Linked DNA regions of Homo sapiens: region 1 is linked to region 2. The links are chromatin loops, found by intact Hi-C in ENCODE. Cell type or tissue: HCT116. All regions are shown on one strand. Links, peaks and the distances in the headings refer to the core of each region. The heading gives the core; the rest is flanking DNA.

Evidence for each region. A loop is a pair of places that touch in the nucleus more often than their neighbours do. Peaks named below come from ENCODE experiments on the same cell type or tissue, not always from the same donor. Only the 100,000 strongest peaks of a DNase experiment are listed, where the experiment ranks them.
Region 1: it touches region 2 in a loop (7-fold over the local background); 5 of 110 quality-filtered maps call a loop at or near these places.

Annotation. Positions count from the first base shown.
Region 1 is chr2:46,056,019-46,072,466 of GRCh38, forward strand. All of the region lies in intron 10 of PRKCE (protein kinase C epsilon), which reads left to right. Among named protein-coding and RNA genes, the nearest start is that of EPAS1, 230 kb to the right of the region's middle. RefSeq lists an enhancer at 11,296-12,495. In HCT116, for the core only: a CTCF peak has its summit at 7,085 (motif pointing right); a DNase peak (open chromatin) is centred at 7,103.
Region 2 is chr2:46,884,699-46,901,146 of GRCh38, forward strand. It overlaps MCFD2-AS1 (MCFD2 antisense RNA 1), which reads left to right and starts at 14,577. Exons shown (of 2, transcript NR_199007.1): 1 at 14,577-14,616. RefSeq lists a silencer at 5,606-5,790. In HCT116, for the core only: a CTCF peak has its summit at 4,508 (motif pointing left); a DNase peak (open chromatin) is centred at 4,483; H3K4me3 peaks cover 745 bases.

The sequences.
Region 1 (16,448 bases), core at 3,758-11,757, 830 kb before region 2:
GGGTCCATTTTTCTGGGTTTGAATCCTGGCTCTACCACCAACAGGCTCTATAACCTTAGGCCATAATTTTCTCATCTGTAAAATGGAAGCAAGCTGTTTCGAGGACTGAATCAAGTATACCCAGTGAGTAGGAGCTCCATCAGCTGTTCACTGTTGCCATTTGTGGAAACAATAATTGCATTTGATCTTGATCTTACTTCTTCACGGTTAATGTTCTTGAACCTTTTTTTTTTTTTTCCATTTCATCCTTTGGCTTTCAGGCCCATCAGTTTCAGATCTCTCTCCTCCAGGTGTGCTTTGTCTTCAAATGTCTGTCCCAAAAGACAGAAGCCAGAACCAACCTCAGTACCTCTGGCCCGTTTGCCCCTGCTGTGAGCTAAGCATACAGTAACTTATATGGGATTAAGTTTTCCTAACAGGGGCTTTCCAATAAGCTGTTCCTGTCCTATATGTTATTTGCAGTGATTGTATGGTACTTTCCCCAAATCCTTTCATCTTTTCTTTCTTAAAAGGTATTGCGTTGATTAAGATAAAAATTGTCAGCAATTAGCGAATTAAGATGTTTCCAGAATTTAGATCTTTTCCTCTTGAATGTCTTTTCATTACAAGCTTTACTCTGCCTCATGAGTAATTATTTATCTATCTAAAAATATGTGTTGGATACTAGTCAAGCCTAGAGTTAGATTTTGCCATCATCATGTCATCCTTCCAGCAGGTGGTAGCAGGGCTGAAATTCTCTTCTCTTATTCTTAAAGAGAGCCTTCAAACTTTTCTTTTTTTAAGTAGTGAATCATGGTTCTAATATTAATGAGAAAATTCAAGTATATAAAACAGATGAAAGCACTTCTGCTCTGACTGATAGGGGAAACTTGGACCTGTTTGGATCACTATTGCTACAAAAGAAATCACCCCAAAACTCAGAGGCTCAGCTGGTTGGTTCTGGCTCAGGGCCTCTTGTGTGGCTACAGAGGGTTTGAACAGTGGGGATGGAGGGGGTGGAAACAACTGAGGGCTGGCTGGGCATCTCTCTCTCTCTATGGAGTCTCAGAGCTTCTCTATGTGGTCTCTGTGTATGGCCTGACTCGGGCTTCCTCATAGCATGGTGGCCTCAGGGCAGTCAAGCTGCTCACGTGGTGGCTGAAGTGTTCAGGAGAGAATATTCCAGTGAATGATGTGGAAGATCCACTGTCTTCATGACGTACTCTCAGAAGTCACATAGCATTGCTTCTGCAAAAATAATCCCACCTGGTGTCAAGGGGCGTGTGGAATGGGAAACATTCCTGTAACGATCTTGAGAAAATTTGTTCTTCTTCCCACCTATTCCCCCAAATTTAGGGCTCTTTAATACATAGTTGAAAGTTATTGGTATAAAGTATTGGAAACAGAGGGAACCAGGATAAGAAAAAATATTCTCTTCAACTTTTTTTTTTTTTTGAGTCGGAGTTTTGCTGTGTCACCCAGGCTGGAGTGCAGTGGCACAATCTCAGTTCACTGCAACCTCCACCTCCCAGGTTCAAGCTATCATCCTGCTTCAGCCTCCCGAGTAGCTGGGATTACAGGCGCCACCACCATGCCCGGCTGATTTTTGTATTTTTAGTAGACACGGGGTTTCGCCACGTTGGCCAGGCTGGTCTCGAACTCCTGACCTCAGGTAATCCACCCGGCTCAGCCTTCAAATTTTTTTTAATGTACTGAATGTCTATATGACCTTGTATTTTTGTTTGTTTATTTTAATTTGTATTTTTTCTCAAGCATTCAGGCGTCAGTTTGTTCCTTCACAAAAATGGAGATCAGGACATAGCCACCTGTCTCCCTCACCAAGCTGTTGTGAGGATCAGATAAGCAACAACTTGTGAAAAGATCTGAGTATAAATACCACTGTTAGGGCCATCCACAGTGATTCTTTCTACACTAACTGAAGTGAAGGAAAGGCAAAAGCCACTTGCCGGCCACAAAGAGAATGCGAACCTTGGTCAGACCTCAGGAGTTACCTCCTAATTCAGTTTCCTTTCCTCTGCCCTCACTTTCCAATTTGCAACAGTGAAGTAATGGGCAAATTCATAGTTTCCTCTGCACTTTGTAGTTAGAGCTGGAAGGAACCTCAGGGACCATCTAGTTCTGTTCCCATTCGGTAAAGTGGCCTGCATAGGTGCACACAGACGTTAGACAAGGCTGCACGGAGGACTGAGTTTTGCTGCTTCTGCAGACTTGAGGCTTCCCTCTTGGCAGGACACAAACATCCAGGGCTTGGTGGCCCATGGCAGGTCAGGACAAGAGGAGGCTAACTGGCCACACCACCCATCCAGCCTCTGGAAAGCTGGGACAGGACTGGCTGGGATCCAGATGCTCATTGTGTGGGGATGAAACGTCATGTTCCCAAAGGAACTGGCTCATTGTTTAAACTGCCAAATATTTATTTAATCAACCAAACTTCAACTAAAGAAGAAAAAGGGTCTGAATTTTAAATCCCATAAACCTGGCTTGGAGAAACAGGCAGTGGAGAAGGGGAGATGAGAGTCGTTTCAAATCAGAAAGTTGTGGTAAAGATGTGAACGCCAGACTCATTCTGCATATCACCTGGTGGCGGAGTGTCGGACTACTCACCATCAAGACAGGCCTCGACACTTCCAGTCTTCCAGATGTCCCAAATGCTGTGGTTTCACTCACATTGAATTGATTGATTGATTGACTGATTGAGACAGGGTCTTGCTCTGTCACCCAGGCTGGAGCACAGTGGCATGAACACGGCTCACTGCAGCCTCAACCTCCTAGGTTCAAGTGATTCTCCCGGCTTAGCTTCCTAAGGAACTGGGACCACAGGCGGGTGCCACCACACACTCAGCTAATTTTTAAAATTTTTGTTGCTATGGGATCTTGCCGTGTGGCCCAGGCTGGTCTCAAACTCCTGGGCTCAAGTGATCCTCTTGCCTTCACCTTGTGAAGTGCTTGGATTACAGGCATGAGCTACTATGCCCCACTAAAAGTGTCATTTTAAGTAATAGAATAAAAGATCATTCAGGCTGGTTGCAGTGGCTCATGCCTGTAACGTGGCAAGACCGTGTCTCCACAAAAAAATTTAAAAATTAGCTGAGCTTTGTGGTGCTTGTTTGTGGTCCCAGCTACTTGGGAGGCTGAGCCATGAGGATCACTAGCCATGAGCCCAGGAGGTTAAGGCTACAGTGAGCCATGAGCCCAGGAGGTTAAGGCTACAGTGAGCCATGATCGCGCCGTTGCACTCCAGCCTGGATGACAGAGTGAGACCTCAACCCTTGACCCTCCAAAAATCACTTTTAGATCAAATAAAATAGTATTAATGCCTATTTATTTGCACTTTGTTTTCCTTTAGCCAAACAAATTATCTTCTGCAATCACTACATACAGTGGCCTCAGCCCATAAGTCATTACATTAACCAGGGATGATTCTTGTCACTCCTTTAAGTAACCAGCAGCAGTGACTGGTCAATCTTTATGGCACAAGTACTTCAGTAGTCTCTTTCCAGAATCTTATTCAGAAAAACTCAGGCCATTAGGATTTATCTCACATTTGCAGAGATTAGTTATTTTTCTAATATTCTAAGCAGATTTGAGAGGCGGTTTATTATTTTAGTTATTGCCTACCATGCTTGCACTTCTCAACATTCTCAAAACCCAGAAGCCAGATGCCTAGAGTGTCAGCTGCTTGGCAGGCTGAGGGGGATCACCTGAGCCCAGGAGCTCAAGGCTGTAATGAGCTATGAGTGAACCTGTGAATAGCCGCTACACTCCAGCCTGAGCAATATAGTGAGACCCCTGTCTCTTTAAAACAACAACAACAACAACAGTGCCTGGTTTGGGCCATTTGCTTACTACTTGTAATTTGCTTATTTCAGCATTTGAATTATTTTTGAAATAAACTTAACTTCAAAGGATATTGCACATTCTAGAGATTATCCAGGAGCACTTCTTACTACTAATTTGACATTTTCTTATTGCTTTGTGCTCAAGGTCATGTGTTTGCATTATTGCCACATATATGGGAAAAATTAAAACCAAATAAAATTAAAAGAACTTTAAAGGACTAAAGAAAAAATAGTAAATAAATTCAATGTGAATTATTCTGTATTTTATTAACCTCAGTGTATATCTTTGGCTTTGAATTGCTTACTAGTTGGGAGAAGAGTCTTTTTGCCATATCTTTTCTCTAGGGAACATAACTATTTCAGTTTAGGGATGCATTTTCAGCCCCCCAAAGCTGAAGTTAAGCAAATGTATGATTGAGGTAGCAAGTTCATGTCTAATCTCCATACGTCAGGTCAGACAGCCCTTCCTCCTGGGCACTGCCCGGGCAGCCCAAGAACCTGCACAAGAGAGAAGACCCTGCCCATGGTTTTACAATACCTTCGTGATGACACCGGAGGCAGGCAAAGCAGTGAGGGTTAAGTGAGTTGTCTGGGAGCTCTCCTGCTCCTGGGCACCACACACACTCATCAACACGGAGCTGTCATCCAGAAGGAGAGGGGAAAGACCAGAGAAGGAAAACAGTACCCAATCTTGTTAGCTCCCAAAGCAGTCCTTCCCTCCAGGACCACTGAGTTCCAGTGGGAAAAGGGTCCCGGAAGAGTTCTGTGTGATTATAAGACACCCCTCCTCCCCTTCCCGTTGCTGTATGCACCTGTGCGTCCATCCCACTCACCCAAAGAAATTGTCTAGTTCTGTCAATCTTATAGTCAGATTTTTTTCTCTCTCCTTTTTTTTTTTTTTGTTTTTTTGTTTTTTGTTTTTGAGACAGAGTCTCACTGTGTCACCCAGGCTGTAGTGCAGTGGCACGATATCAGCTCATTGCAACCTCTGCCTCCTAGGTTCAAGTGATTCTCCTGCCTCAGCCTCCTGAGTAGCTGGGACCGCAGGCGCACGCCACCACACCTGGCTCATTTTTGTAATTTTAGTAGAGACAGGGTTTTGTCATGTTGGCTAGGCTGGTCTTGAACTCCCGACCTCAAGTGATTCGCCCACCTCCACCTCCCAAAGTGCTGGGATTACAGGAGTGAGCAACTGCGTCCGGCCAGATTTTTTGTCTTTAATGATTTTCTTTTCTTCTTTTTTTTCCTTTTTTTTTTTTTTTTTTTTTTGAGACAGGGTCTTACTCCTATTACCCAGGCTGGAATGCAGTGGCATGATCAGGGCTCGCTGCAGCCTCAAATGCCCAGGCTCAGGTGATTCACCCACCTCAGCCCCCTGAGTAGCTGGGACTACAGGTGTGCCCCACCATGCCCAGCTAATTTTTGTATTCTTTATAGAGATGGGGTTTTACCATGTTGCTCAGGCTGGTCTCAAAACTCCTGGGCTCGAGCAATCTGCCTGCCTCAGCCTCCCAAAGGGTTGGGGTTACAGGCGTGAGCCATGGTGCCTGGCCTTTAACAATTTTTTATTCTTTTTTTTCCCCCCTATAATTTAGTTATCGTTGTTTTCTCTGGGTGAGAGAAGAACCATTTCTCTCAAGTCCGTTGTTACTGTGCTGGGGCCAATGACCTAGAGCAGTCATTTCTGGCTATTTTAGTAATAGAATCCTTCCTTAATATGAATCCTGCAGAGAAGCTCAATATATAAACTTATGAAAGAGGAATCCTCCCTTTACTGAAGTGAGCTGGGGGCCAACCCCCAAGCCACCTCCTTGGTATCTGTAAGGATTCCCGGAGTAGCATTTTAAATCCCCTAGTTCCTGGGAGAAATCAGGACTGGAAATCAAAGTACCCTGGAGATGAGCACGGTGTTTGCTTTCCTGAAGACCCATTCAGCATCTCGCTGTCACTCATGCATACGTTAAGTATTTCTTTTCTTTTCTTTTCTTTTCTTTTCTTTTTCTTTTTTTTTTTTTTTTTTGCAACAGTCTCGTTCTGTCGCCCAGGAGGAGTGCAGTGGCACAATCTCGGCTCACTACAACCTCCGCCTCCCGGGTTCGGGTTCAAGAGATCCTAGTGTGTCAGCCTCCCAAGTAGCTGGGATTACAGGCAAGTGCCACCACGCCCGGCTAATTTTGTACTTTTAGTAGAGACAGGGTTTCGCCATGTTGGTCAGGCTGGTCTCAAACTCCTAACCTTAGGTGATCCACCTGCTTCAGCCTCCCAAAGTGCTGGGATTACAGGCGTGAGCCACCACACCCAGCCTCATGCATACATTAAGTATTTCTTGCCCTCCTGCTGGATATAAAGCCCTGTGTCAGATGCTGGGGGCATGGGAATGAATACGATAGACATGTCCCCTACTCTTTTGTTGAGGATAGGGTTTTAGCCTTTCAGAAACAAAATCTGGCCCGGTGCATGAGGTCGTTTGTGTGTTCTGGTGACAGGTCATCCCTGTGGGTGCTCCCTGGGCAGATATGTCCTACTCAAATTAGTCAGACTCTCTTTCAAAGTGTGCCCCTTAGGAAGCCATGAGAAGCCCAGTGTGCCAAGAACACTCTTTTGTGATTCTAAAACCATCCCCGGGGATTAGGACTAGACACAAACTATGAAGACTAATAGGTAAATAGGAGAGTTCGACAGAGTGATACCTAAGGGGCTCTTTGCAATGCAGTAACAATCTGCTTTCTGTGTTTATGCATTGACCAACCCTCCCCCACTTCACCCCCAATATTCTTTTAAGTAGGAGTTGAAGGGTATAAAAGCTCAGCCTTTTTTTTTTTTTTTTTTTTTTTTTGAGATGGTCTCGCTCAGTGGCCCAGGCTGGAGTGCAGTGGCACCATCTCAGCTCACTGCAACCTCCGCCTCCGGGGTTCAAGCGATTCTCCTGCCTCAGCCTCCTGAGTAGTTACAGTGGAGACGTTGTTTCGCTATGTTGGCCAGGCTGGTCTCAAACTCCTGGGCTCAAGTGATCCTCCCACCTCAGCTTCCCAAAATGCTGGGATTACAGGCATGGGCCACTGCGCCCGGCCTCAGCTTATTAATGTAGGTTTTCCTACACTTAAATCAATTACATACAAATCTTCCAGTTTTCTCATTTTAAGTGCATTCTTAGAAATCACGAAAGAAAGCAGAGTGGGCAAGCTGATCATTTTATTCTCCATCTGCAGTCAACTTGCTAAGTAGCTTGCAGTTAACAGCTTTTGCCACGAGAGGGCGATGATTGTTGGAAAGGCAGAGCTGAGTGGGCCAAGGTTGGACCCTGGGGATGTTGATGAAATAGCAACTGGTTATTATGTTCCGTTGATCCAGGGCCAGAAAGAGGAGACAAAGGACCTAAAATGCTTTAGGCTTAGATAGCTAGGTGATATTCTAGGAGGAGAAAATTTGGAACTGCTTCAGTTTCCAGCATTGTGTTATACTTTTATGTGTAAGAGCCTGAAGTTGAACAGAAAAAAAAAAAAAAAGTCGGGGCGGAGCTGTCTTTTCTTTTAAAAATAGACGCATGGAAGCATGTGTTTGTTTGTTCCTACTTGGTGTTTTTGTTTTATTTATAAAATGAAAACAGCTGAAATAATTTCTGGATTGTTCTGAACTTTTGAGCACAGACTCCCAGATGGTTTCTGTGGTCTGGGCCCTCAAAAACCCACCTGATGGGGGATGGCGCCCATCTTTGGAAAAAGCTATTTGAGGCTCTGTGAAGCAGCTCGAGTTTGTTTGTTTTCCCTTGTATTTGAAAATGGAAGTCAAGCATGCTCCCAGGGCAGAGAATTCCGCAACTGTGACCATCTTGCAAGGGGCAGGAAAAGATTTACAGTGTTTTGCTAGACCAATCGCCACTTCCTTCTGGGGTAAAAATCCTTACCAGCAACTCCTTACCAGCGACTCCTCTTCTGGCTAAATTGGAGTAGCATTTTCCTATCAAAGTCATTTAAGATACAGATTATTCAATAACCTGAGAGAAGGGTGGAGTATTCATTTCTAATGACTTCACAGAATTCCAGTCCTCTCTGAGCCCGAAGAGTTGTTGACTATCATCAGGTGTTAGGCCTCACATCTTTCATTTGCTAACAGTATTTTACTGTCTATGAAAATGGTTAACTGGTCGGGCACAGTGGCTCACACCTGTAATCCCAGCACTTTGGGAGGCCGAGGTGGGCGGATCACTTGAGGTCAGGAGTTCAAGACCAGCCTGGCCAACATGGTGAAACCCTGTATCTACTAAAAATACAAAAATTAGCCAGGCATGGTGACACGTGCCTGTAATCCCAGCTACTCAGGAGGCTGAGGCAGGAGAATCGCTTGAACCTGGGAGGTGGAGGTTGAAGTGAGCCAAGATCATACCACTGCATTCCACCTGGGTGACAGAGTGAGACTCTGTCTCAAAAAAAAAAAAAAAAAAAAAAGAAAAAGAAAATTGTTAACTGCCCTTAAAAATATAGTCGTTCTCCTTCGACACTCAAAAGTTCTCTATTTGCAAATGAAGTTCATATGAATTTGTTAATGATTCACTTCTCAGTAATTGGCAATCCCAAATTAATCAGATTTCCTTGCACTAATGGTTTCTTTAATAAATGATATTAGATGGTAATAGAAAGGACAGTCTTGGCAATAACTGCTTAAATCATAGCATGAGGGATTTAGATTTTCATCAGCAGCTTGCACCAGAAGCAGAGTCTGACTGAATATTATCTCCTTTGTAGATTAGATAGAAGAAGAATTAGGGAGATACAAAGAAGCATTTTCTAAGCATAGTTAGACTCTGATTTTGGTGACAGTACGAACTAGGGAAGTTGGAAAATGCCTCATTGGCCTAAAACTGGTAACATATAATAAACTAGGACTGGAGGCAAAATTACAGAAGTTTTTTTGGTAATTCTCTTGGGCTCTTTCTGGGGGATTCTTAGTCTTATAGAATTTTGCTACTTGATGCTCATCCATGGCCTGTGGAATGTATCGTCCTTTCATGTGGGTGTGGGGAGAAAAGGACTGGGGCAGTGGGAAAGGGGAGGCCCCATTGTTGCCAACACCAAGCCCAAGCTTTCTGTAGATGTGGCTCCCCATTTTCAACTAGAAGAAGAGAAATTTTTCATGTTCTAGCTTGAGAAGCCATGCTCTTAAGTTATTTGACCCTGTACATCCTCGACCCTTCAAAATATTTAAATTATTCCACACTTCAGCGCTGGCATCACAGATTATACGATAATAATTTACCAAGCTTCTTTTCTGCAAACAGGTAAAGGAGGAGGAGACATGGGTGGTAATGTAATTTCTGGATAGTTTAAACCTAAAAGCCTGCTATTAAGAGAAAAGGGGAAAATGACTGTTCAAGACCTGTATCTTGAAAGAATGCTGTTTATCTAGTATTCAGGGGCCAGGGAGTGTGTCTGTGGGTAAACTAAGCAATTCCTCCAAGAATTCTGACGGGAAACAGTTTTGGGGTTTGTCATAGTTTCTAATATTCTCTTAAAATAATCTGTTTCCCAACAAGTAAAAGCAGACGTCATTTCACGTAAAGAATTTCTCTGACTCCACCAGTAGCCCTTCCATCTTCTCATTTGTCCGGTTAAGCTTGAGTCAGAAAAAGAACACAACAATTTTGGTAAAAAATTTGTTGTTCTTCTCATCTGAATAGCCAAAAGTTATTGGTGTGTAAGGACCACAGTTCAGATAAGAGCTACTGTAACTAAATTTAGAGAAATTACTTTTCAGATCGACTTTCCTGTTCTAAAATTACATACTTCTGGTTGGTCTTTGCTTTATCTTCCTAATCAAGATCTGAGGTCACTGGAGGTCAGAAACATATGGCAAAAAGGAATTTAAATATTTTCCAATTAAAAAATTATCCTAAAATATCTTTATTATATTTCCAAGCCATAAATGATCACAGGTGCTTTGAGCCATGGTACTGATCCCAGGAAAGTGTTTGCAAACGTTTAAAAAATAGAATGGATCAGTTGATTCATGCTTTAGCTGATGGCACGGTCTCTTGGGAAGCTAACCCACTCTTGCCTCTTGCCCATGGGGCCAGGGGAACACTGCTGTTTAATTTGTCTTAAATACCTCTTCTGAGACTGTATTGGTCCCCGACCACCCATTTGCAAAGATCCAGCATCCGTCAAGACTATTTAACAGACGTTCCAAAAAGCTGGATGCTGACAGTCCAACTGTCATTTTAACCTTGGCATCTCCCATGACAGAGTGTGGAGCAGCAGGCTGTGACCTAGAGGAAAGACACAGAAGTGGTGAGGGGTTGCAGGGGCTGTAGCGTGGTGAGATGGCCCTGTACAATATCAGGTGAAGGGGAAGCATTTATAAACTTCCTTTGTTTTGATGTATCTGTTTTTCCCCCTATTTCTGCCTATACACCTACTTGAGCACTGGCTTGGCTAAAGTTACCCCCAAGAAAATGTTGAAGTAATGAGTCACCTACCTCACTTCATTTTTTTGAGACCTCACTTTCTTTCCTTCCTTTCTTTCCCTCCGAATTTATGAATGAAAATAGATAGGTAGAGGTTGAATTGGCTAAGGCTGTCTGTTGCTTTTTGATTTTCCCATCTCCAGGGGAAGAGGGCAGGGAACGATCCACTCCAATTAGGAATCCTAGACTTATATTCATTTAACAACTTTATATTATCCAGAACATTTTGTACAAATACATTGTAGAAATAAGTTATTTCTAGTGCTTGGGGCATAGTCTGTGAACTGATTTGTCTGTATATCTCGTAAATTTTCCATTTAGATGATCAGAGCAGGACAGAAGTTTCTCGCTGTGCTCTTAGGCTACAGGCAACTGTTGTCACTGGCTGACCCTTGGTTATAAGTACGTGGGAACTATGTCCTGGGCTTCACAGACAGGAGGAGAAGAGTTAGTTCTGTGGTGAGCTGTGTCTTTGGGGTGGTGGGAAGTCAACCCCAAAGAATGATTCTTATCATTGCTTCTTTTTTAACTAAGTTGGCAGAGTTTTATCTTCTCCATAGATACGTGGTAAAGGAAACTCATTTGAACCATTTGAACTGGTGGTTAATCTGAGTAATATGGAATATGTTCAAAGTGATGACATTGTATTACTTCTGTGCATGGACAGGAACTAGAACGGCTAATAAAATTGTTGTCAGGTAGAAGTTCTGAAGAGCCTGACATGATAAAAAGATAAGGATCATTTTAACCAGCACATTTGCTAAATAGGTAGTTGTTACTGCTGTGCCAAAAATTTCTTTCTATTCTTAAATTATTTAAAACATTATCTACCTTTGCATTGGCTATTAATTGGCCAAGCAATGCATTCCTTTCTACAGATAAATGTTCAGCCTGGTCCTATACAAGATATCACCATATCCTATTTGAACAAGTGCCAAATGAATGACGTGCATTATATATACTGAGTCTTCATCCATCAAAATAATTTTATTTAAACAGTTTGGATTAATAGGAAAAGAATGGTACTTAAAGTAGTGGTTCAGAGTCACAATAAACAGCCTGAGGTGACATCTGAGAGGCAGTTTTGGCGCTACCTGGAAGGCAGAGGTGACAGGAGTACCTGTTAGCCGAAGGCAGTGAGTTTTATGCTGTGGCCTGGCCTTTGCTCCCTGCAGTCTTTCTCGTCTCTTCCACATGTTTGGTGCGTATTCAGGTTTGGGCCCAGCCTACGTGGTGCAAAATGAAACACCATGTGTAATTTCAAGGGTGGACACATCTTAGAGTTCTGAGCAAAAGAAGAATGAGCACTTTATGTGTTGCAGGAACGCTGCTTGCATCTAGTAGATGCTCACAATGTATCTGCTGAACATTGAATGGCATTCATGAAATTAACGCATAAAACTTCCCGTTAGTTTAAAGCAGAGCCTGGGGGTCTACAGTGGAGGGCTTGCCCATCCTTATCAAGCTAGACAACTTGGTAATAACTACTTAGCTAACTCTCCTAACGCTACAGACCAAGAATATAACGCAAGGTAGGGGTACAGTAAAAGTCATGTGAATCTGGAATGCCGGTATTCCAGGCATTTGTTGTGGGTTTCCTGGCATTAGATTGTTCATGGGTCAGTATTGCAAGAGAATGCACATTTTTTACATCATACTCTCGTTGAAGGCAGGGTTTCCTTACTGGCTTACTGATTATATCACTCGCGAAGGGATTAGTCAGAAGGCAATGGAAACATCTTTCGTTTTCATTGTTCAGAGAGAGACTGGGGGTTTGTCTGCACTTTTACATTATCAGTGGGTAGAATCTCCCTTTGAGATTCTTAACAGAGGGTCATGAATTAGTATAAACCTTAGCTGGTCTGTATCCAGGATGAAAAAAATAATCTATTTTGGTGAGCCACTTGAGTCATAGGCTATCTAACTTACGAGCATGCCTACTCTGTTAGGTCCAGTAAAGGATTCAGAAAGAGACTTCAGGAGCTGCCCTGGGAAACAAGACAATAAAACAGTGTTGAATTAGGTTTTCTAGAGTAATGGTGCTCACCCACCTTGGTAGTTCAGACAATCATAGCAGAGCAGAACCAAAATGATATTAAATATATTAATTGATATATCTAATTAATCAGTCATTATTTATTGGTGTACCATTAGGTGCAAGGTATAATTCCTACTCATGAGGACTGAGAAAGACCAGTTGAAGAAGGGTAGAAAAATAATACCAACTTTAAAAAACTCTCTCTGATGTAACAATATAAGGCAATGGTAGAAGGTTGTCACATACAGAATAAGATCAATCATCAGATGTGTAGTTTAAGGATTGCCGTGAATTCAGAAGCAGAAGAATTCTCCAAGGGCTGTCTTCATTTGCAAAGGCATCACCAATGAGCAGGAGGATAGGAAATGCCTGGCATGTAGACGGGAGAGACTTGGAGCAGTTGCCCAAATGCCTCAGAAGTAACCAAGAGCAAGAAGTGGTTGTGATATTAAAAGAGATCAGCTCAAGTAGGGACTTGTGAGATACCAGATTGAAATTTAGATTACCACCAGACGACAGGAGCTGTGGTCCTTGTGACTCCAAGGGTGATCCCTAGACTAGCAGCATTGCATTACCTGGGAGCCTCTTAGAAATGCAGGATTTCCGGTCCCAACTTAGACCTGCAGAATCAGAATATTTGGGTGTGGAGTCCAGGAATTATGCTATAAAAACTGTCCAGTTGATTCTTCTGCATGCTCAAGTGTGGAAAGCACTGCTGCTTAGAACTGGGGCTTGGTTCCAAATGACAATGGAGATGCTTTGAAGAATCATTGAAGATGCTTTGAAGAGGAGAAGTGGCATGTCTTCTAGTGAGCAGACAGACCAGGGCATTTCAGAGACTTTCTTTTACGTGGTAGCCTCTGCTGTATTCTCACTTACCTGTTGCTCACCACCTGGAAAGTGAAATATCTCCAAATTGCCAGTCACTAACTATTGAAGTTGAAATTACATGACTGTTCTCTGAAGTGGTTTCTGAAGGCTGTCAGTAGGCCTTTTCTGGATTCTGATATGGTATGCGTCTAAAATATGTTTCTGTAAGTAAGGATTTTTTAAAGTATATACTTTGCAAAAAAAAATACTCCAATCAACAATAAGAACAACTATAGGGTACTTAGAGTTTAGAACATAAAAGTCATTCATATGTTTTCTAACCATTTAAAAAATCAGTTTCCTGTATTTTGATTCCATTCATTTATCTAGCACTTATCAGGAAATTCAGGTTTCCATGTTACACAGTTTATATGGGCCCTTATAAATCAGTATACCACTTTGATGGAAAAAATTTCCAAACTAAATCATTGCATAATCATTCATAGCAATAGCATCACTGTTATAATAAAATTAGCACAAATTTTAAAGTCTTGGTAAAAAGATTTTTGAATCTTATTTTAGTTTTTCTTGGCAACTTTGGTGTAACAGTTGGCTATAAGAAGGGCTATAAGATGTTAGGATTGCTATTCCTGCTTTAAATAGTTCCAGATTGGCAATTTTGGGGCAATTCTAGCGGTCACCTATTCCCTTATTTCCTAAGCTGGGAAGAATGGAATTTTCTTAAGGTTGAAATCCTAACCTGAATTTTACTGATAGAACCACAAAGTGGTACCTAGCCGACAGATTCACACATGGTGTTCACTTCTGCTGTTGAGTAGCACGTGGGTCCTGGTGCTAGTGTTTCTTTTCCTGCTCAGAGGACCTCTTCTCTCTTACTGATTTACAGTGACGTCCAGATGGTGGAGTTTGCTACAAAGCAGCCCACTGTATGAAAGACATGACATTGTATTCACCTGGACTCTAGGTTGACTCTAAAGAAGGCAAGGGTCCTTTGGTCACAGGGAGAACTGTTGTGTTCCTTCACGAGGTAGCAGAGACTTTGTGTTCTAGAGACTTGAGACCACCTCTATAAATATAACCAGAGCACAGGCTTCCTGTGTGGACCCTCAATACACATTTTTGAATGTTAGCCTCAAGCACCTTCATTTTTGATGTATAAAAAAATGGCATTTTATGGCTGGGCGCGGTGGCGCATGCCTGTAATCCCAGCACTTGTGGAGGCCAAGGAGGGTGGATCACGAGGTCAGGAGATCAAGACCATCCTGGCCAACATGGTGAAATCCTGTCTCTACTAAAAATACAAAAAATTAGCCAGGTGTGGTGACATGCACCTGTAGTCCCAGCTTTTCAGGAGGCTGAGGCAGGAGAATCGCTTGAACCCTGGAGGTGGAGGTTGCAGTGAGCTGAGATCATGCCACTGCACTCCAGCCTTAGCGACAGAGCAAGACTCCGTCTCAAAAAAAAAACAAAAACAAAAACAAAGGTGGCATTTTATTGACAGCTCTATTGAATGATGGTGAGGGTGACTCCTGGAGTAACAGAAAGAGCCCCTGGCTTTGGGACAGACACGGGGTCAAATTCTGGCTGTGCTACTTACTAGTTCCATGGCCTTGGGCAAGTCAACTCCTCTGAGCCTCTGTATCTTTGTGTCAAATGTGGATGTTAACATTTGCTTTCATAATTCTTGCATCAATGGAAAAGTAGCTTATATTTGACATATAGGAGGTGCTCAATAAATGATAGCCATGATTACTCTTTACTTGTTAATTATGTCCTCTCATTTGCCTTAGATTATCATTTTCTAAGCAAACAAAAAGGCCAAGATGGAGATGGTTTGCTCCAAACAGCTAGGTCTCATCACTGTTCTCTTAAGTAAACCAAATGCGTAGAGATGCCCATGTCCTCATGGCTTTCCTGCACCCAGAAAACCCACACCCTACTCATTTTGACACCTTCCCCCTAAATCTCCACTCTTCTATGGAAACTTCCAAATAATAAAATACCATCGAATAATGTTAACGTATTTCATTGGAGTTTCTCATCTCTCCAAAGAGATTGTAGCCTTTTTGAAGTCCTCTATAAATATGTACTAGTCAGCTGATTTGAAATTTGTTTATCATGGAGCCATAGGCTGCTACTGAATGAAGACTAGTGAATGAAAAATCAGAACTAATATTTTCCTGAGCAATTTTTAAGGGGTAGGCAGCTACAATAAAGACACCTTATTTTAGTTTTCCATGAAGTAGCTACTATTGAATCTCGATTTTACAAATAGGGAAACCAGCATTTCCTTTTGTCCAAGTTCATGCAGCTTGTTCACGCAGCTGAGCTAGGATTTTAACCCAGGCAGTCAGGATTCCAAGGCCAAGTTTGGACCCCTATACCACACCAATGAGAATGAAGGATGAGGAAAGCTATAGGAAACTTTAAAAACGTCCATGGAAGGAGTGCCCAAACAGGGACTGACTACAGTCAAATCATGAACTGTTTCAGTTAGGTTCCCAGGCATTTGTGACATTACCCACTCTGTTTAGATAACGAATTTATGTGTTTAGAGAGACCAGCCTCCTATCTGCATTGTCAGCCATCAGTCTAAATCAAAGCTTCCACCCAGTCCTGAATCTCTCCCTTACTTGGTCTAACCACCTTTCCAAGTATTTAGGAACAAAAGATTTGTGAACAGATTAAACACAGGCTGCTTTTGTTCCACTCCTACAGCTACCTATGCCTGCTTAATGCGGACTACAGGGTGTAGACTGGAGTCTGCGCTCGTGTATTTTAAACACACGCGGGAATTCAGCACCTTCCTCCGACAGCACAACAATGGTTCAACAATTCTTCACAGAAGACCCCGCGCTATTATAGCAAATATTTATAAGTTTATCTCACCACACTGCTCAGTGTTCAGAGTAAATCTGAATGGAAATATGGAGATCAAAGAATTTAATAATTTAAAAAACCCTTTCACGCTTTATCTGTCATCAAATGAAAGTATTAGTGAAGTGGTATGGAAATCCTCTTCAGCGTGCCTTCAGCCACCAGCTGTGCCACTTAAGATTTAAAACAATGTGATCAAGTGTTCAGAATCCATGGGATTGAGTTGTATGTTTACGTTAGTGTATTATTTCCAAGTTTCCAGTTTCCCCCGGATTAGCACATTTTAATTTCGGCTTTATTAAAGCAGTCAGAACATGAAAGGGGATTTAGCAGAGTGGAGATGTCAACCACGCTTTCTTGCCATCATGAAATGGTTTACTTGGTTCTGGGCAGCCATGCATAT
Region 2 (16,448 bases), core at 656-8,655:
ACAAAATGATTTTTTTGTATTTCAAAATGTGGATGAATCATAAATATCTTAATCATGGAATCTCTAAGGCTGAAAGAGTTTTTAATGGGTGTCTATTCTACAGGTGAGTGGAGTGGCAGTAATAATTGGGAAATGGTGGGAACTCTGAATTGCAGTGGCATACTCCTTTAAGAAAGGGAAGGAGCCAGGCACGGTGGCTCACACCTGTAACCCCAGCACTTTGGGAGGCTGAGGCGGGTGGATTGCCTGAGCTCAGGAGTTTGAGACCAGCCTGGGCAACACAGTGAAACCCTGTCTCTACTAAACTACAAAAATTAGCCGGGTGTGGTGGTGGGCACCTGTAGTCCCAGCTACTTGGGAGGCTGAGGCAGGAGAATTGCTTGAACCCAGAAGGCGGAGGTTACAGTGAGCCAAGATTGTGCCACTGTACTCCAGCCTGGGCAACAGAGCAAGACTCCGACTCTAAAACAAAAAAAGAAGAAGAAGAAGAAGAAAGAAAGGGAAGGTAGCTGCTTCTACATTTCCACAAAGCCCAAGGTTGAGAGAATCCACTTTGAAAGCTAACTTTTTCTCTTTTAAAGGGAAGATACTGTCTTTCCTGGAGCTACAAGGCTGGACCCTTTACCACCTTCTTACTATGAAGGCTGGATCTGGCTCAAAGCCCCTTTTCTCAACTGCAGCCCAACTGCTGCTGAATTTCAACTTCACTTAAACTTTGGAAAGGTCCGGGGCATATTTTCAGCTGGGAGAGGTTTTCTTTTCCTTTATTTTAATCAGCTCGTAAGTCTATAAGCAGCTTGGGCAGTAAAGTTCAGACTTTGAGAAACCAAAAACTAAACCACCATTTGCATTCACACCAGGGTGGACAGTCTCAGCTCTCAAGAATTTTATGTTTGTCTTGGAAAAAACTGAGAGGCTAAGTGCAGCCAAGGGAGTGAGAAGGAAATGATGCTTCAGCCTGAGTGCTGCTTTTCTCTACAAAGATGGGGGTGACGATCAGAGAACCATAATGCAGGCAAGGAATCCAGTCAAGGAAGACGGTAGCTGTGCAGGTGGTTAGTGTGAAGGATGTGAGACTATCCTGCATGGCCCTCGATGTGTCTGGGCAAGGGAATTCACTAGCCCATCTGCCAATGGCGACCTCCAGGGCTTGACTTGGTCATCATCCTCAGGAGATTCCCATGTGGGTATTTAAGCTTTCCAACTAAACTTTAAGCTTTGGTTAGGAATTTTGTCGGTTTGGGTATTAGGTTTGTTTTAACACCACCTGCCCACCCAGGTCTCTGTACACAGGCTTTACTGTCATGGGATGGGATGGGGGGAAGCGCAGTTGGCCCTCTGTATCTGTGTTTTCTACATCCGTGGATTTCAGCTAACCACAGATCAAAAATATTCAGGGGAAAAGTGGATCGTGTCTGTGCTGAACATGCACAGACTTTTTTTCTCAACATTGTTCTGTAAACAATACAACTTAGCAACTATTTACATAGTATTTACATTGTATTGGGTATTATAAGTAATCTAGACATGATTTAAAGTACACAGGAGGATGTGTATTGATTATATGCAAATAATACAACATTTTTTATCAGGGACTTGAGCATCCATGGATTTTGGTATCCACAGTGTCCTTGGGGGGTGGGTCCTGGAACCAATCTGCTATGGACACTGAGGGACAGCAGTACATCGAAAGTTTTTGTTTCTGCCTCGTTTAAACACCACATGACTCTGAGCAAGTCAACTTCTATGAGCCTTGGTTTCCTCATCTGGAAAATGTTTGTGGTGTAAGCTTATGCCACATGAAATACAGCTTGTTAAACTGTAAAAGATTACATAAAGTTACCATTATCCTTCCTGCTAAATGCTAATCATCCACACTGAGATTTGAATTTCATCATGAAGTATGTTCATTTCATTTCATTCTCACCCTGGTAAGTTCCTAAGGAGAAAACATTATAGGAAACTTCTAGAGCGAAAGAATAAACTACTAATCACTAGAGCCTAGCACTGGGCTAGATGCTTTCTCATACTTGAAGACTCATTTATTCCACAGCTCTGTGAGGTTAGAAATATAATAATCCCCTTTCAGATGGAAAGAAACAGGCTTGAAGTGAGTTTCAGTGATATCTTCGAGGTTACCCAACTGAAGAAAAGTCACAGTTCTGTGCTGGTAAAGTGACTCTGAAGAAAGAGAGAAAAAAAAGCTTGCCCATTACTGTGGTGTAAATGCTCCCACTGTGGCTGATTTCATGCCCACCGGTATGAGCTAGCCTCTGCACACTACTGGAGGAGCTGCATTTGAATGCAAGCTCAGGTTTCCTAATTTCGGGTAAAGATCATTTCCTGAGCCCAGGGCAGTGACACTCCTCCCCAAGCAAAGAATCCCCTCACACCAGGAAGGACCCAGAGCTGGTTGGATCACTTAGGCCTCCACCCTCAGACCAACCTAACCAGATCCTCTGAGGCAGGGGCTGAGGATCTGCATTCTAGACAAAGACCTATACGTGCACTGTAATTTAGGTACCACCCAGCCCTCAGCACCAAGATCAAAGGCCTCTCCCACTCCTGTCTCCCAAAAGCACTGCAGGGAGGAGCAGACATGTCTCAGGAGACAGAAGACAGCATTCTGTAGCTGTCCCCTGTACTGGAATTCTGATTGGGTTCCTATGGGCTGAATCATGGTGGTAAGCTGATCGCTCTGTCTCTGTCATTAAACTCTCTTTATGCTTATGCTGCTTTTCACCAAATCTAAGATTCTACTGATTGTAAGTCACATCATTACTTTTTTTTTACCATCAAGAAATAAAAACTGTTGTCAAAGATGTTAAACTATGAAAAAGTACATCTAAGAATCATGAAATATGTTATCAGTGGGTGTATATACACTCCTTTATCTCCCAGTTTTACAATAGCACAGTAAATATTCTATTCTTTGAAGCCTGAGGTTGGGTCTTACTCATCTTAATTTATGTCCTCAGAGATCCAGCAGGCTTGGTTGAATGAATACATGCCTAGCAACATATCAAAATAGACAACTTATTAATTAGTCATCAATAAATGCCCCAGGTTTTGCACCAAGCACTTTCTATTTAATTTCCATAACAACCCAATGAAGTAGGTGCCAGACTTTCTCCACTTTACAGAAAAGGTAACTGGGGCTTGGAGAGGCCATGTAACTGGTAAGAACCCTGCCTGGGACTTGAATCCCAAGTCTGAAGCTCCTGATACCATTCACAATATGGAGAGATCCTTGAGGATATTGAAATGTTTTCACCAGGCCGGGTGCAGTGGCTCCTGCCTGTAATTTTGGCACTTTGGGAAGCCAAGACAGGTGGATCGCTTGAGCCTAGGAGTTCTGGGCAACACAGTGAAACCCCGTCTCTAGAAAAAATACAAAATTTAGCCAGGCATGGAAGCATGTGCCTGTAGTCCCAGCTACTTGAGAGGCTGAGGTGGAAGGATCACCTGAGCCCAGGAGGTCGAGGCTGCAGTGATCTGAGACCACTGCACTCCAGCTTGGGTGTCAGAGTGAGACCCTGTCTCAAAAAAAAAAAAAGTTCACAACATAGAATGGTACAGCACTACTATCTTAGTCTGTTTCTCAAGGCTTGACAATAAATAAACCTGTTTGATTTCTCTTTGGTGCTTGTGTTGCAAGAGGATGGATAACATTTTACAAAGCAAAGTTACCTTATTTTCTCACCTCCTTTGGACTTTTAGCTTTCTCAGACTTTTTGAAGAGGAATGGTAGCAGGAGAGTTTTCTCAGCTTTGGTAACTTCTGGAGGACTTGCTGAAATTAAAACTTAAGGATTCATGTTCCCATGGAAGCCCCAGGGAGCAAAGCAGTCAGCGCCCTCCCTCTCTCTCCCTCGGGGTCTGGCCCTTTCAATCTACCCGGTTGTCCAAATTCAGATTGTGTGCCATTGAATCCCACGTCGCTCATCTGCTCATCCCCACACTCACTGCCGCCCCTGGGGTGGCCGTCTCCGCTGGTTAGCCATCCTCATGAAAGGGTGGGGAAAATGCCTTTTCCCGTCTGCTCAGCTGCTACCAGTTTGGAATTTTTCAGGAGGTATTTGTATTGGTGCAAGAAAGCACAGTGGCAAGGGAGCTGACAGGGCGTGGATTCCCTCTCCGAGGTCTAGGTGCAAACTGCTTTGGACACTTCAGGGTTTACAGGGTCCACAGCACCACCATCACCTCTCCCTTGTCTGACCATCACTTATGTTTGGGGAAAGGCTAATAATTCCTTTCCCCAAAGCAGGTAAGTCTGAGCGTTTTGATTCTTTTCACATTCTTATTCATTTTCGAGTGATTTTGGGGTGTGTGTGTGTGTGTGTGTGTGTGTGTGTGTGTGTTGTGGAGTTTTTCTGGTGGCCATTTTATACAGGGAGAGGTGAAGAGGAGTCATTCCTGGCATTTGCAGGAATGAAAGAGAAGTGACACGTAAAAACCCTGGATGGGATACTAAGGCCTGGAAAAGGACATTCTGTGGGACACTGCCGCCATCTAGAGGTTCATCTGTAAATGACAAATGTATTAAGAGAACTAAGGGGTTCAATGATTGTCAGGATTGACAATAAAAATTTCGGCACAGTGAAACCCCGTCTCTACCAAAAATGCAAAAAAATTAGCCGGGCGTGGTGGCAGGCGCCTGTAGTCCCAGCTACTCGGGAGGCTGAGGCAGGAGAATGGTGTGAACCCGGAAGGCGGAGCTTGCAGTGAGCCGAGATTGCGCCACTGCACTCCAGCCTGGGCGACAGAGCCATCACTATTTTGAAATTACAGAGATTGAGCCCAACACAGTGGCTCACTCCTGTAATCCCAGCACTTTGGGAGGCTGAAACAAGCGGATCACTTGAGGCCAGGAGTTTGAGACCAGCGTGGCCAACATGGTGAAACCCCATCTCTACTAAAAATACAAAAATTAGCCAGGTGTGGTGGCACACAACTGTAATCCCAGCTATTTGGGAAGCTGAGGCATGAGAATAGCTTGAACCCAGGAGGCACAGGTTGCTATGAGCCGAGATCCCTCACTGCACTCCAGCCTGGGGGACAGAGTAAGACTCTGTCTCGAAAAAAAAAAAAAAGAAAAAAAGAAATGACAAGAGATTGGTAGACCTGCTACTAGATCTTACTATGCTAATTAGGAAGCACATATATTCTGACAAAGGCTTATAAAAAGAAAAATAATAAGCACATATGTTACTAAATCACTCATTTTTAAATATTTTGATGCTTACATTTCAATATGATTAATTTCTTCGAAATCCTTTGTTTTTTATTTTATGCATTTGAAAACATTGTTCTGTAAGGGGGTCCACACACACAAAAGGTAAAGGATCGCTGCTCTGGAGTCTCAGAGAAGGGACAGGTGACCATGGCTGGACAAGGCAGAGAGGGCTTCCCAGATGAGAAAAGACACAGGACTTTGCACTTTATTAAAAGAGAGCCCCAGGAGCTCTCTTTTAATAAAGAGAGCGGTGGCTCATGCCTATAATCCTGGCACTTTGGCAGGCCGAGGCAGGTGGATCACCTGAGGTTAGGAGTTCAAGACCAGCGTGGCCAAACATGGGAAACTCCGTCTCTACTAAAAATACAAAAAAAAAAAAAAAAAATAGCCGGGCATGGTGGCAGGCGCCTGTAATCCCAGCGACTCAGGAGGCTGAGGCATGAGAATCACTTGAACCTGGGAGGCAGAGGTTGCATTGAGCCGAGATTGCCCCACTGCACTTCAGCCTGGGCGACAGGATAAGCCTCCGTCTCAAGGGAAAAAAAAATTAGCTGGGTGTGTTGGTGGGCATCTGTAATCCCAGCTACCCTGGAGGCTGAGGCAGGAGAACTGCCTTGAACTTAGGAGGCGGAGGTTGCAAGCTTGTAGTAAGCGGAGACTGCGCCACTGCACTCCAGCCTGGGCGACAGAGCAAGGCCCTGTCTCAAAAAATAAAAAATAAAAAAAGACAGCCCCAGGGCAATTTCAATACAGGCCTTCTCTGAGGAAGCAGAGCCAGGCCTTTAATCAAAGTGTAAAAATAGAAAGGTTTCTGTGACTTCTCCTATGTCCAACCTAGAAAGTGGTCTCTTTGGCAAGAATCTGAGAAGGTACTTCATACTAAAGGATAAATGACTAGAAACTTTCATTTCAGGAGGATTTTCATTTAACAAGACTCAGAGCATTTATTTATTTATTTATTATTTTATTTTATTTGTTATTCAGACTAGGTCTTGCTCTGTCCTCCAGGCTGGAGTGCAGTGGTGTGATCACAGTTCAAGGCATCCTCAACTTCCCAGGCTCAAGTGATCCTTCTGCCTCAGCCTCCCAAATAGCTGGGACCACAGGCATATACCACCATGCCTGGCTAATTTTTTATTTTTTGTAGAGACAAGATCTCACTATGTTGCTCAGACTGGTCTCAAACTCTTGAGCTCAAGCAATCCATCTGCCTTGGCCTCCCAAAGTGCTGGAATTACAAGCATGAGCCACCACACCTGGCCTATTTATTTTTTCCCCTGACTCAAAACATTCATGAACACAAAGGACTGGCCCTCTGTGGGGGGCGTTTGGTTGTATGGCAAACTGCCTGATGCTCTGGGCAAGGTCAGCCTCCCCTTGAATCATACTGTCCCCGCCAGACCTGCCCGTGTGCATTGATTAGGTTTTCTTCGTTAAAAGAAATACAGAGGCCGGGTGCGGTGGCTCACGCCTGTAATCCCAGCACTTTGGGAGGCCGAGACGGGTGGATCATGAGGTCAGGAGATTGAGACCATCCTGGCTAACACGGTGAAACCCCGTCTCTACTAAAAATACAAAAAATTAGCCGGACGTTTTGGCGGGTGCCTGTAGTCCCAGCTACTTGGGAGGCTGAGGCAGGAGAATGGCGTGAACCTGGGAGGCGGAGCTTGCAGTGAGCTGAGATTGCGCCACTGCACTCCAGCCTGGGGGACAGAGTGAGACTCCGTCTCAAAAAGAAAAAAAAAAGAAATACAGAAACCAAGCTGGCCAGAGTTAGAAAAAGGCAAGTCAACAGGAGCCTTTGAATCCAAGGGAGCATGGAACCCCACTTCTCAGAGCAGTAGGAACTGGGCAGCTCAGGCCTCTTGGGGATAAGTGTTGTGGGACCTCTCCAGAGCAGAGCTTCTCAAATTTAAATGAGCATGCAAATCACTGGGGATCTGTTGAAAAGTAGATTCTTCAGTCCTGTGGGATCTGGAGGAAAAAAAAGTAGATTCTGACTCAACTGACCTGGGTGGATCCTGATGTTCCACATTCATAAACCCCTGGGTGACACTGCTGGTGTGTGGCCCACACATTGAGTAGCAAGGGCACGGAGCTCTACCACTCCTGTGCCTTCCCATGCCTCCTGCCTGCCGCTGTGCTTCTCAGGCCCTGTCAAATCCCAGGGGAGAGTATGTGTTGGCCCAGCTTGGGTAGGCATCCAGGCCTAGCTCTGAAGCTGTGGTCAGTGAGGCTGGGCAGGTCTGATTTCTTGGAGGGGATGAACTGTGAGAAGAGCAGAGAGGGAGGCACACAGGTGCCCGAGCTGTAGCCTGGAGGCCCCACCTTGAGGCAGGGGAGGTGGTCAGCTGTGGCCTTAGACTTCCCCAGCTGGACTCCATGCAGTTACCATCAGCCTCTGCTCCACCTGCGCCACCTTCTTCCCGTCCCGTGACCTGCTCCAGGACCCCAAGGCTGGGCTGTTGACGAGGTTGTCATGGATGGGTTCCTGGGTTCCCATTAACCCACAGGCTACAAGAATAGGCACTTCCAAAACCCTTTAAGAAAAGACCAGGGGCACCTGGCTTAGCATCCACCACATCTTTGTCCCTTTAGAGACGGTTACCTTGTTCCCTTCTCATACCGGCCAGAGCCCAGGAATTTAACTACAGACACCTGAGACCCCCTCATGGCTAAGCCCTTACTACTTCCTGCACTCTGATTCCCTGGCATGCGAGAGACACAGGATCTCTCCCCAAGATCTCCTTGATTTGCATGCCTGTTGGATCTCTGGTTTCAGGCTTGTTCAGTCCTGTGGGACTTGAGCCACTGAGGCCAACCCTACACCACCCCCTCAAACTCTCCCTCCCCTCCCTGGGCAGCAGGGCTCATCACTCTGGACAGGCATGACCTGCAGTCCTTCCCTAGCCACCCAGGGGGGAATTGGAAATCCATGGACAGAAAATGCCCAGCGATGAGGTTTCCTTTTGATTCTGTCAGAGCAAAGCGAATTCTCTGAAAGCCTCTGAAACAGGCTTTTATCGAGAGCACTACCAATACAGTCCCTGGGGCTAAACACCCAGTAATGGGCCTAGTGAGATACTGTCCCAGAGGGCTGAAGTTTCAAACTGCCATTGTGGTGTTGAAAAGATTATGTTGCCTTCAACACTTCTTTTTAATTTTTTTTAATTTTTAAAAATATAAATAGAAACAGAGTCTCACTATGTTGCCCAGGATGGTCTTGAACTCCTGGGCTCAAACAATCCTTCCGCCTTGGCCTCCCAAAGTGTTGGGATTATAGAGCCACGGCACCCGGCCTTAACACTTTTTTTTAAATTACACTTTTTATTTTGATTATTGTAGATTCTCATGAGGTTGTAAAAAATAATGGAGAGAGATGCTGCATACCCTTGACCTTGTTTTCCCCTAATGATAGCATCTTCCAAAACTATAATACAATATCCCAACCAGGATGTTGACCCTGGTGCAGTCAAGGAACAGAACATCCCCATCACTACAGGATCTCTCCTGTTGGTCTTTGATAGCTACACCCACACCCTCCTGTTCCCACCCCTTCCTTAATTCTTGGCAACCACAAATATGTTCTCCATTTCTATAATTTTGTCATTTGAGGAATCCAGTATGAATGGAATCATACAGTATATAACCTTTTGGGATTGGCTTTTTGTGCTCAGTACAATTTTCTGGAGATTCATCCAGGCTGTAGCGTGTTTGTTTCCTTTCTGCTGAGTTTGCTCCTTTTTATTGCTGAGTAGTGTTCCATGGAACAGATGTGCCACAGTTTGTTTAACCATTCACTGTTTCCAGGTTTGACTATCACAAATAAAACTGCTATAAACACTCATGTGCAGGCTTTTGTGTGAACATAAATGCAATTGCTGAGTCATACGGTAGTTATGTGTTTAGTTTTTTAAGAAACTGCCAATTGCTTTCCAGGGTGGCTCTACCATTTTACATGTGTCGTTTTACTACTTAAAGTGACATATAGAAAACTTACTTTTCTTTACATTCTTTTACCCTCCCCCCATTTAAATATCTCCTCTACATACATTTAGAACATTGGACTATGTTACAATTTTTGCTTCAATCACTAACCATAATTTAGAAAATTCAAGCGGAGAAAGTCTATTGTGTTTATCTGTATTGTTGCTTACCATGTTCCTGATATTCTAAGTCTCTCTTATGTATTGTTTTTCTGCTTAAAGAATTTCCTTCAGTTTGCGCCTTTAATGTAGATGCTAAGAAAACAACAACAACAACAAAACCAAAACAGAACAACAACAAAAATACAATTTCTGGCTGGGCGCAGTGGCTCACACCTGTAATCCTAGTACTTTGGGAGGCAGAGGTGGGTGGATCACGAGGTCAGGAGTTCAAGACCAGCCTGGCCAAGATGGTGAAACCCCATCTGTACTAAAAACACAAAAATTAGCTGGGCGTGGTGGCGGGCACCTATAATCCCAGCTACTGGGGAGGCTGAGGCAGAGAGTTGCTTGAACCTGGGAGGCAGAGGTTGCAGTGAGCCGAGTTTGTCCCACTGCACTCCAGCCTGGGCAACAGAGTGAGACTCTGTCTCAAAAAATAAAAAAATAAAAATAAATAAAAGAATTTCCTTCTGCCATTCTTTTAGGGTACATCTGCTAGGGACAGATTCTCTTAGTTTTCCTTTAATTGAGAATATCTTGATTTCCCCTTCATTCCTAAAGGATATTTGGAATGGACATAGGATTCTGGATTGACAGTTCTTTCAGGCCTTGAAAAATGTTGTGCCACTTACTTCTGGCCTCCATGGTTTCTGTTGAGATAGCTGCCGTCATTCCATTGTTTTTCCTTTATATACGAGCTGTTGTTTCTCTTGCACTGCTTTTAAGATTTTTTTCCTTTGTCCTTAGTCCTCAGAAGTTTGACTATGATGTGTCTTGGAATAGCTTTTCTTAAGTTTACTCTCTTGAGGGTTTGCTCAGCTTCTTAAGTCTATAGCTTCATGTCTTTTGTCAAATCTATGAAGTTTTCATCCATTTCTTTGAGTATTTTTTTTTTCAGTCACTCTCTTTTTCCCTTTCTGGAACTCTGATGACAGGAATGTTAGGTTTCTTGTTATAGGTCACAGGTCCCTAAGGCTCTGAGCATGCATTTTTCAGTCTATTTTCTCTCCGTTGGTCAGACTGGGTAACACCTATTGTTCTGTCACCCAGGTCATTAATTCTGTCCTCTGTCCCCTCCATTCTGCCATTGAGCCTATCCACTGTTTTTCGTTTGTTTGTTTTTGTTTTTGTTTTTGTTTTTTGAGATGGAGTCTCGCACTGTTGCCCAGGCAGGAGTGCAGTGGCATGATCTCGGCTCACTGCAACCTCCACCTTCCAGGTTCAAGCAATTCTCCTGCCTCAGCCTCCCAGGTAGCTGGGATTACAGGCACCTGCCACCACACCCGGCTCATTTTTTGTATTTTTAGTAGAGATGGGATTTCACTATGTTGGCCAGGCTGATCTCGAATGCCTGACCTCCTGATCCACCCACCTCGGCCTCCCAGAGTGCCCGGATTACAGGCATGAGCCACCGCACCCGGCCCCACTGAGTTTTTTATTTCAATTATTGTATGTCTCAGTTCTAAAATTTTTATTTGACTTTTCTTTATATCTTCTTTATATTTATTTGCTGAGATGTGTTGTTTTCATTTGTTTTATATATGTTCATAATTGTTCATTGAAGCACTTTTAACTATGGATGCTTTAAAATCTTCATCGGATCATTCTGATATCTGTTTTCTCAGTGTTGACATCTTTTTTCCTTTATTCATGATCTTCCTGGTTTTTGGTATGAAGACCGATTTTTATTTATTTATTTATTTTTTTTTTAACTGAAACCTGAATATTTTTGTAATATGTTATAAGACTGGATCTTATGTAAACCTTCTGCTTTAGCTGGTATTCTAGGACACCCCTCTGGCAGGGTAAAGGAGGTGTGCCACTGTATCACTGACAGGTGTCCAGGCTCCCTGCTCTGCTTCCAGTGACACTCAAGGAAAGGACTTCTCATTACTGCTAGGCAGGGGTGGGAGTTTGGGCTCCCAAGTGGTCTCTCCTGACACTGTGGTGAACATCACCTTGTTATCACTGGGCAGTGCTGAAAGTCCTGACTCTCCAGTAGGCCTCTTCTGACACCATCCAGCAGGAAGGGGAGGGGAGCCTCCCTATTGACAGTTAGGGGTCCAGGCTTCTTGTATGTTCTCCACTAACCCCGTGGGCAGAAGGGGGGCTCATTACCACCCAGGGATAATCCCAGCTCCTTCCTTGGCCTCCTCTGATGCTACCATAGCAGAAAGAAGGAGGGGTGCCTTGGCGAGGCCTGGTGAGGGTGGAAGTCTAGGCTCCCCACTCTGCTGCCATGGATGCAGGTGGGGCTGCAGCCTTCCTGTGGTGTTTGGTTGGAGCAGAGCGGTTATTATCTAGAAGCTTTCTGTCTTGCTTGTCCTTTTCTTCATCCTTTGGGTAGAGACAGCAAGTTTTTACTGGGGCCTTTCTACATCCTTTGGTGTTTCTGAGCTCCTGCTTCCTTAGCTCCAAGTCTACATATATGAGGCAAAAGGAAAAACCAGGGAACTCACTGCCATGTTGTTGCTCAGGTCGCAAGGTCCCTGGACAGTCTGCTTTATTTTCTCCACTTTTCAGAATCTTCTTGTTGTTGTTTTTATAATGTCCAGGGTTTTTGTTGTAATTTGCAAGAAAAATTAGGGGGAAGTGCCTCTACTCCATCTTCCTAGAAGCAGAAGTCCTGCTTGGTTTTTAAAGATCCAAAAAGTTCAGATATAATGTTCATGGTTTCTGCTATTAATTCCGTGGTTGAAATGATAGATAGATAGATAGATAGATAGATAGATAGATAGATAGACAGATAGATGATAGCTAGATAGATAGATAGATGACAGATAGCTAGATAGAGTTCTTAATAGAATGAATTCTCTCTTGAGGTGGAAATGTGACTTAGCTCTTTTTATTGAGGATGCTATGCAAAAATACATCTGTGTCCTCTGATGAAAATACTCTCAGGGGAAGCCTTTAAGCTGGGCATGGTGGCTCACACGTGTAATTCCAGCACTTTGGGAGGCTGAGGTGGAAGGGTTGCTTGAGCCTAGAAGTTTGAGACCAGCCTGGGCAACACAATGAGACCCAGTCTCTACAAAAAAAAAAAAAAAAAAATTAGAAACAAAAAGTCTTCTTGCTTTTTCTCTTCTTCAGAAGCTATTTAACTCCAGAGCCTAGACGAAAGAAGTTACATGGCAAACACACAATAAATATCCAATGAATGAATCAACAAATAAACAAACACACAACTGAATAAAATGGTAGATATATATAGTGCTGGTGTATACAGCACTAATGTGACCAGAAATTTAAAAGCACTAATATCTCGTTGCTCTATGTTTAGGGAAACACTTGTTGGTATATGCTATGAGTCTAGCTAAAGGAAATAGCCTCTTTATATACAATGTGAATGAAGTTTTAATTAGAGTAACTCTTTGGGACAGCAATTTAGCAATATTGACCAAGGTTTAAAATTGCTCAAACCTCAGTAACTCAATTTCCTCAAAAAATAATGGTAAAAATAGAAAAGGTTTTATGCATGAGCATGCCTTTGATAAAACAAACAAACATACAATTGTATAAATATCACGATTACAAGTATGTAAGAAACAAACAAAATAGAAACAGGAAAAAAACATCAAAAGGAGATAGACCGTAATACAATGGCTATATTGGACAATTGGATTGTATTTTCATCCCTCCTCTATTCCGTATTTTCAAATGATCTTTAATGAAAGTTTTTTTTATAATAAAACACCAGCATTTTATTCCTGTAGCACCAAGAGTGACAGAGTGAATTACAGTTGTGTAGTCAAGCACAGAGTGGGAAAAGATGTCACATTTATACATTTTAAAGAGCATTACTGTAAAAATCAATTACATTTGACATAGAAACTCCCCTCCCTTGAGTTCCCCTGCTAAATGTTCATCCTCACACAATATCCTGTAGACTTTCCCAGTCCTGTTCCCATCTGCAATTCAGCACTCTGGTGCCATCGAATCCTGGGCACAGACCAGAACATGGCTGACCTTCCCGTTTGCCTCCCATCTCATCTCTCATGCGCCTTCTTGGCATATTTCTATTCTCTCTTCCTGGCTATAGGACTTGGGTGGGTGACTTAATTTTTGTAGGCAGACCTTCCCACTTGCTCAGGAAGCATCCCCCTGAAGGGATCTGGCAGTCTCCTGGCTGCAAAGCAGGCACTCCTCCCTACTAAGGAATGCCTGGGGTGAGGGGAAGCAACCCCAGTGCAGATGCTTTGGGTTAAGAAGTAGAGAGGTGTAGATCGGCTCAAATGGCCCTTGCATAGCTGAATAATTTTTGTTTTCCTAAAATGGTTTTAGATGGGATCGTGTCTGAAAACCAGTCTTTGTTCCTGGGAGGTAAGTTTGAGTGATTCCCGGCAGTCAGGGGGCAAAACTGGATGATGATGTGCTGTCAGAAAGAATAGGGAACACAGCTTCCCCACTTGTTGATGGTGGGGGCACAGGCGAGAATACGGTGCCCACGGCCCTCTGGACTGTTCTGCTGAAGGCCCGAGCCTTCCAATACAGTATAATAATGGCCTCAGCAGAGCCATGGAGCCAGAATACCAGATAGCGGCGAGGAAGGAGATTTCTCTGAAAGAAGCAAATAGTCCATTGCCAATCATGCTATGGCATCCCGTGCAGCAGCTCCCCACCCGCCTCTTCCGGTAATTGTACCTGGATTTCCTTCTCTGAAATGCCTCCTCCCCACTGTCAATCATTTTATTACCAGTGGGGCTCCAGCCCCTCACCCAGGATGCAGCACATAACCAAGGCCTGAGCCAACTGGCCCATGTGGCATGGCCCTGGCCTCAGTGATTTGTCCAGGGGTGGACTGGGAATAATAATGCTGGCTGTCACTGAAAAAGTGCTTCCTCTATCCCGGCTTCGTTGTTAGGATTTTACCATGTTAACTCAATTAACCCTCACAGTGACCAGATGAGGTGATACCATCATTATTATCCCTATTGTCATATGAGGAAACTGAGGCACAAAGGCACTAAGTAGCATGCCCAAGCGACAGAGCTCATAAGTGGCAAAACCAGGACTGATACCAAGACAGTCTGACGCCAGAGTTCATTCTCTTAGCACTATGCCATAGAGCCTTCTAGGTCAGCCGTGGCACAGGTGTGTGGCATAGGTGTGCCGTGATAGGCTTTTTCCTGAAGCTGAGGCGCATGCTCTGGAGCGGGCGCCGCCATCTTGCCCCTACGCGGAGCCGGAGAATGCAGATCTGAAGATGGGGAGGAGAGCAGAGCGTGGTGGCACGGTGAGCTCTAGACTTGGTCTGGTCTGAAGCCAGTTCATTATTTGGCAAAAAAATTATTACGTTCCCACCTTCTGGACCCGTTTGTTTCTCATTCCAGGTTGAGTTGGTTTTGGTTACTCTCCTCCCCGTATCGCATTTTGTCTTTTCTTCCTAATAACTCCTATTGATTGGATATTAAATGTCCACGATAGATCCTCTTATTTTCTCATCCATTCTCTGTTATCACTTATCTATTTGTCTTTCTGTTCTGCTTTCTGGGAGATTTCCCTGAGCTTATGGTTTAACCCTTTTAAGAAAAAGCATGGGGGAGGGGTATCATCATTTTTATTTTTAGATTCTCTTTTCCAGTTGTTCCTTGTTTTATTGGCATCTGAATGTTGTTCATGGATGTGATGAAGTCCTACTTCTCTGAGGATACTGATTATAATTTTTAAAAGTTATCTTCTAGTCCCTGCATTATCTCCTTGATGTTTCCTTTCTGTTTGTTTTGATTTCTGCTTCACCTTAAAGCTTTCCTTCAGGCTGGGTGCGGTGCCTCACGCTTGTAATCCCAGCACTTTGGGAGGCCGAGGTGAGCGGATCATGAGGTCAGGAGTTTGAGACCAGCCTGGCCAACACAGTGAAAACCCGTCTCTACTAAAAATACAAAAATTAGCTGGGCATGGTGGCAGGCGCCTGTAATACCAGCTACTCGGGAGACTGAGGCAGGAGAATCGCTTGAACCCGGGAGACGGAGGTTGCAGTGAGCCGAGATTGTGCCATTGCACTCCAGCCTGAGCGACAGTTAGACTCTAAAAAAAAAAACCAAACAAACAAAAAATGCTTTCCTTCAGCTGTCTTATGATTCTAAAGAATCCATTTAGATTTAAGTGTGAGACACTAGAAAGCTGATCTGATGCTATCGGGGCATGGAAGGGCTCAGTTTGGTGGCTTCTCTGCTGGGGGAGGAGGCCAGCCAGATTTTTCATAGGAACTCCTAAATGTCAGGACTTGAAGATCCTTTCCCTGGGGGCAGTTCAGTTTCTCTAGAAAAAGAACATTTAACCTCATTCCTAGGGCGTGCGAACCTGGCTGCTGTGATCACATGTAGTTCATTGCTGTTCTGTTTTCACCATGGTCTCTCATTCCCGCTCTCTTTTGCTTGGTATTTCCAAGCTGAGAGTTTCTCTGGCTCACTTTCTTCAGAGACAGAGAAGTCACCTGTCAGACGAGGTGAACCACAAACCCCTTTGGTCTGGCTCCTATGTCAATACTTTTGTGTTGTTCATTGTACTTGCCGTGACCCTTAGTTCCTCCTTGAGAGAAGTCACTCATTAATTCATCCATTCATTCACTCAGCATTTATATGGAAGAATGTAAGAAGCTGAGAAGCCCCTTTGAACCTTGCCCCTAAAGAGTCATCAATTTCTTCAAAGCCCCTCCATCCCCTAGTTTGCAATGAGGAAGGGGCTCAGGCTCTTCAGCCAGGCTGGGGAACAGATGACTGTTTATTTAGCACCTACTCTGTGCCAGGCACAGCACTAGGTGCTTTATCTACTTTCTCTCATTTTGCTAATCCTGTTAATCCTCTGCAGGTAACTGTTATTATAGTTATATTTTAGATGAGAAACTGAAGTATAGAAACTTCAATGCTAAGAAACAGGCCTAGGATTTCAACTCAGGCATGCCTGAGTCCAAAGCTTGTGCTCTTTCTTCATATAAGGCTGCTTCTGCTGGATATACTTACCTCCATTTTAGAGAAAAGGAAACTGGGGTGCAGCGATGTTCCTTATACATTCTGAAGAATTCTTGAGGCAGGCTGCAAGAAGCCAAGGCCTCATGTGTGGGAGATA